2 separate regions of the Homo sapiens genome follow, and region 1 is linked to region 2. Evidence: read pairs that join two places in POLR2A ChIA-PET (ENCODE). Cell type or tissue: PC-9. All regions are shown on one strand. Each heading gives the region's core, and the rest is flanking DNA. Links, peaks and the distances in the headings are about the cores only. Region 1 has its middle 12 kb from the start of RYR3-DT. Region 2 has its middle 48 kb from the start of FMN1.

What was found. Peaks named below come from ENCODE experiments on the same cell type or tissue, not always from the same donor. Only the 100,000 strongest peaks of a DNase experiment are listed, where the experiment ranks them.
Region 1: POLR2A ChIA-PET joins it to region 2 with 6 read pairs; 6 of 35 experiments call an interaction of 5 or more read pairs at or near these places.

The regions. Positions count from the first base shown.
Region 1 is chr15:33,297,090-33,300,004 of GRCh38, forward strand. No RefSeq gene overlaps it. Among named protein-coding and RNA genes, the nearest start is that of RYR3-DT, 12 kb to the right of the region's middle. In PC-9, for the core only: no CTCF peak of the experiment used is centred there; a DNase peak (open chromatin) is centred at 1,742; H3K27ac peaks cover 737 bases.
Region 2 is chr15:33,240,954-33,243,868 of GRCh38, forward strand. It overlaps the pseudogene TMCO5B. Among named protein-coding and RNA genes, the nearest start is that of FMN1, 48 kb to the left of the region's middle. In PC-9, for the core only: a CTCF peak has its summit at 1,886 (motif pointing right); a DNase peak (open chromatin) is centred at 1,418; H3K27ac peaks cover 2,103 bases.

The DNA.
Region 1 (2,915 bases), core at 189-2,688, 56 kb after region 2:
GCTGTCAAGAAGGGCAAGCTGGAAACTCCTGGGCAGGAGACGATGTTGCAGCCTTCAGGCAAAATATCTGCTTCTGCAGAGAAACCTCAGTTTCAACTAATTAGATCAGGCCCACCCAGATTATCCAGGATAATCTCCTTTACCTTAAATTGACTGATAGTAGATATTAATCACATCTACAAGATGCTTTCACGACATGCCTGGATTAGTGCTTGGTTGAATAACTGGAGATCATAGCTTAGCCAAGATGAGACATAAAACTGACGAGTGCATTACTTTATTGTAAATTTTTCAACTTCTCCTTCCCTAAAATGTTTTATAAATTAAAAAAATTCAACACCTAGGGACTAAAAAATGAAAAGAAAAATACAGAGCAGTAAGATAGAAAGAGAAAGCTGGTCAAGAGGTGGGGAATGGAAGGAAGAGAGACAAGGAAAGCCTGGAAACTGCCACAGAGAGACATGCAAAATTAGAGAGGGGTGAGGCCCAGGGACAGGAACAGAGAGGAAAGGGTGACTGTTCCGGAGTCTAACTGCTCTTATCACTAACTTTAAATTAGGAATTCGAGAAATAATCATTATTCATAACTCTTCATTTTCCTTATTCTTGGTGCTGAATGGAATCGCTGTCTGAGTTTGCCAGGTAGGAAAATATAACTCTTGGAGCTCAAGTGACTGGAAACTTACTAACTTTAAATCCTAGCTGGAGCTGGCCTCTGGGATACAGCTTCCCCATTCCTGCACTCTCTGTTGAGACAGGTTTGGTTCTTGCAAGTTTGCCTAGGGAAAATGTGACCTGTCTCTTCTTTTGGTCAAGGTCTCGAGCTCTGTCGTCAGACCGTGCGGAAGGAATCCTTTAGGATGGTCCCAGTGAACTCCACCTCTTGATATTCATGCCCTTTGTGTTATCTCATCACTGTTAGTGTGGGCTGAGGCTAATGATTTGCTTCTTATGAATACAATATGGCAGAGTGATGTGATATCACTTCTGCAATTAGGTTTGCATCTTGCTTTCACTCTCTGTCTGTCTGAATCTTCCCATGTACTTGTTTTAGTGAAGCAAGCTGCTATGTTGTAAGTCACCTTATGGAGCGGCCCATGTGATAAGGAACCAAGGATGGCAAATGACTTGAGTTCTGTGCCTCAGTTAACTCATTTGTAAAACGTGGACAGTAATAATAATACTGACCGCATAGGGCTATTGGACTAAATGACTTAATACATGTAACCAGAATAGTGCCTGGCACACAGGAAATGTTAACTTAATACTACTACTACTACAGATACTGCTCTACTATTATCATTCAAAGTTCAGAGAAAGATCACCGTGTATATCCTTCTAGAGAAAAGCACAATGTTACTGCTGGGCAATTAAGAATAAATGCTGCCTCTTAGGGATTTAGTCTTAAATTTTCAACATCAGCTTCCCAAGCTTCTGCTAGCTTCATGCAATTCTAATCTTGGAATGGCAATGTCCTCGTACATAGATGGCCCCTGAGAGCCCAGTGCCTTGCTGAGCCCAGAATATTCAAAAAGATTTCCAAAGTATTTGGAAAATATCTTCCACAGATATCTTTTCCCATTTGTTCTTTTTATCACTTTGTGATTTTTACCCAAGGATTTTCAGTGCCTGGTCAGGGAGTTACCTACTAAAAAAAATAGACAGGACGTCTGGCCTCAGAGACTGGCGAGGAATCACTTAAATGGAATGCTGAGCAGAGACTGCACCTGCCCTGTCATTGATCTACTCCAGAATCTTGCAGTGCTTTTGCCTCAAGGGATTCTGACTGGGCTGCAGGGAATGGAGGTGTCAGACCAAACTGAAGGGTCATTATTGGTCATGTCTCTTCCCTTAACTGTACATCAAGGCTAATATTTCACCCTCTCTACTTTTCTTTCTTTCTTTCTTTTTTGAGACGGAGTCTCCCTCTGTCGCCCAGGCAGGAGTGCAGTGGCGCGATCTTGGCTCACTGCAAGCTCCGCCTCCGGGGTTCACGCCATTCTCCTGCCTCAGCATCCCGAGTAGCTGGGACTACAGGCGCCCGCCACCACACCTGGCTAATTTTTTGTATTTTTAGTAGAGACGGGGTTTCACCATGTTAGCCAGGATGGTCTCGATCTCTTGACCTCGTGATCCGCCCGCCTCTGCCTCCCAAAGTGCTGGGACTACAGGCGTGAGCCACCGCGCCCGGCTTACCCTCTCTACTTTCTAAGCTGTCTTTTTAGGAATGAATGAATGAATGAATGAATGCCTCAATGATATCATTAACACATCTGTTATGACGAGAGGAAGCTTCAGGTAATGAGTATATTTGATTTTTTAAAAACCTGCCAAAAGGTAACAGATGGAATGTTAAGTAATAGCTAAATAAGCCTTGCAATTTGGCAGAAATGGGCCTGAACTCAGAGTTCAAGGAATTCTTCTACTTCTAGAGATCCAAGAATGCCATAAATGTACCGTCTGTTGACCAAGGCAGGGAAGCCGTCACTCAAGTGGATTTCAATCTATTCTCATTTGTCCCTTCCCAAACTGCTCTCCATAAGCTTGCAGCAGTTGCTGTGTAGCCTTAGAAGTAGTATCCATAGCTGTGTTGATAATGAGGAAGAATAATCAACCTCTAAATACAAGTGCTTTGGATCAATCTGTAGGATCTAATTTGACTATCTCAAATCTAAAGTAATTAAAAGAGTGTTTTTTTCTTCTCTGCTTGAACTGGAGACATTAAAGCATAGTGATTTGGTTTGGCTTTAAAATTAGATAGACTAGGGTTTAAATCCCAGTTTAGCTGAGAACCCTTAGGGAGATTTCTTTTTTGTTTGTTTGTTTTTTGAGACAGAGTCTCGCTCTGTCGCCCAGGCTGGAGTGCAGTGGTGCAACCTCGGCCCACTGCAAGCTCCGCCTCCCGGGTTCACACC
Region 2 (2,915 bases), core at 108-2,607:
CTGTCTCAAACAAACAACAACAATAACAACAACAAAGAGAAGAACATTAAAAAGAGATTTTTTTTTTTTGAGACAAAATCTCACTCTGTTGCCTAGGCTGGAGTGCAGTGGCCTGATCTTGGCTCACTGCAACTTCCACCTCCTGGGTTCAAGGGATTCTCATGCCTCAGCCTCCCAAGTAGCTAGGATTACAGGCGGCCGCCACCATGCCTTGCTCATTTTTGTTTTTTTTTAGTAGAGACGGGGTTTCACCATGTTGGCCAGGATGGTCTCGATCTCCTGACCTCAGGTGATCCACCCGCCTCGGCCTCTCAAAGTGCTGGGATTATAGGCATGAGCCACCGCGCCTGGCCAAAAAGAGGCTTTTAAAACACCAGTTGCTGAGGAAGGCAAGAGGAAAGCCTGAATGCTGTTGGTTTTCCAGTCTGAACCATGGAGCGGAGGCTGAAAGAGATGACTTGTTGGAGGCCATTTACACAGTGACACACACTGTGCTGAGAAGCACCCCGCCCTTCAAAGGCCGCCTGGACTGCCGGACTGCTACTGCAGTCTGTCAGGGAGGCCATTTTTCTAAGCTTACATTTGTTTTTCAAGAAGCAGCGTCTCCTTTTCCTCTTTCATCTTCCTCAGAACTTCCTGGTATTTCTTTCCATGAAGTTAAAAAATAAACAAAGTCATAAATGGAAAATTTCCATATCTCATCATGATGTCATTGATAAAAACATTCTGCTAATTATTTTCCAAACAATATACTCATCAGTATGCACACACCAGTGGGGGAGGGGTTCTAATAAAAAATTCAAAGATATTAGTGACCGGAATGGATGTGTATGAACAAAAAGAGCTCCCTCCCATTCAGGTCCCTGCTTGTATTCAAATCCCAGCTCTGACGTTTACTAGCTGTGTTCCCTGTTACTAGCTGCATTCTAACTTCCTGAAACCTCATTGTCCCCTTGATCATAACTGTCACGCTCATAGAATTATTGAACAAATTGATTGAGAAAAATACTATAGGCTGAGTGCTTAGCACAGTACTTGGCACAAAGTAAATCCTTAACATACATCCGTCTTCTTGTTGCTGTTGTATACAGAGCATTTTCCCTAGTGACACATTCTAGCCTAATGAAAAACCAAGGAACCCATGGCCTTGGAGATATTCTGCCTCTACTCGGACTTTTCCTCCACATGGGTTGCACCTTTATGTAGTAGACCTGGTCCTTACAGAGGTCAGACACAGATTGGTAGTCACTCTCTATCTAAAAAGAAAGAAAATTAACAAACCTCATGAGTTAAATCAGAACCAAGCCCAGTCTCCTCCCTGGGGCCCTACCTGGTGCACTGGCACTTGGCTGGTTACCTAGCAACTCCTGACTTGAAGGAAAAACAGTCACATCACAAAGAGGTGATCTCATCATTAGGCACAGGGTCTGGTTTTAAGCAAAGGAAATATTTTGCCCAAGTTGTCATCTGCCTCTCATGTGAAATACCAGGGGACGTGTCAAGGCACTTTGGTTTGGAATTCAACAATGGTATTTGACACAGAGATGTAAGAAATGGTAAAAGCAGTATTTTTAATAGAAGTTTTCTTTCCCTTCAGCTGCATAAGAATGCATAAGAATCAGAAATTCATTTGCAAGATGTTTTTGTACCTCCCCCTCCTATGCCTCAAGCAGATCTGTTTCTAAGACCCTTGGGATTCTCTCCCATTCTATCCCGGGCAGACCCTCAGTGGAAGAGACATTGCCTCTGCCTTGGCCAGTTCCTCCTCTTGCTTTGCACAGGACTCTGTTGACTTCTGTAGTCTTGCCTGTGGAAGACAATGAGTGACGGCAGAAAGTTACTAGCATTCTTTTATGGAAGGGAAGTGGGTAATTACCATATCCAGACCAGCAGAGGGCATGACACTAATGGCTATCATGTTGAAGACATCTGATAACAATTTAGGGTGGGCACTTGTTATTACCCCCTCCCCTCTCCATTTTACAAATGAGGAAACAAAGGCGCAGAGAAGTTGAGTATGTAACTTGTTAAAGTTTAAAGTGGCAGAGCTGACATTTACGCCTCAGTAGGCCAGTGCCCATTCAGTGAACCCAGCCATCCTCCTTCCTCCAGGCCTACTGACCAAAGCTCACAAGCCTCTTCCTCCCACTCATATTTCATAGGGTGCACTGGCATGTCCCCTGAATCACACAGAAAATAAAAGAGAAACCTGGGCCAGGCGTAGTGACTCACGCCTGTAATCCCAGCACTTTGGGAGACCAAGGCAGGCAGATTGCTTGAGGTCAGGAATTCAAGACCACCCTGGCCAACATGGTGAACTCTGGCCAATGTGGTAAAACCCCATCTCTACTGAAAATACAAAAATTAGCCAGGTATCGTGGCGTGTGCCTGTAGTCCCAGCTACTCAGGAGGCTGAGGCAGGAGAACTGCTTTAACTCCCGGGAAGCAGAGGTTGCAGTGAGCCGAGATCTTACCACTGCACTCCAGCCTGGGTGATGGAGAGAGACTCCATCTCAAAAAAAAAAAAAAAAAAAAAAGAGAGAGAGAAACCTGGTTTCTCTTTTTCTGAGAAATACATAAGACAGTGGAGCTCTTGTATAGTGGGCTCAGTTAAATTGCCACACTCACCACATAAGTATGCAGAGAGCTTCCTAATAGGGGTTTTCCCCACTATTGGGTGTCCAGTGTAGTCATTCATTCAATATATATTTATTGGGCATCTACTATGTGCCAGGCACATAGTTCTAGGCCCTGGGGAAACAAATGAACAACATAGGCAACAATTCATGTTCTCAATGAGTTTATCTTCTAGCAGAGGAAAAAGATAACAAAATAAATTTTAAAAAAACTTCTTTGGCCTTTGAGCCATGGGTTGGAAATCAGAAGATCATGACACATCCCTGTATGACTATGGG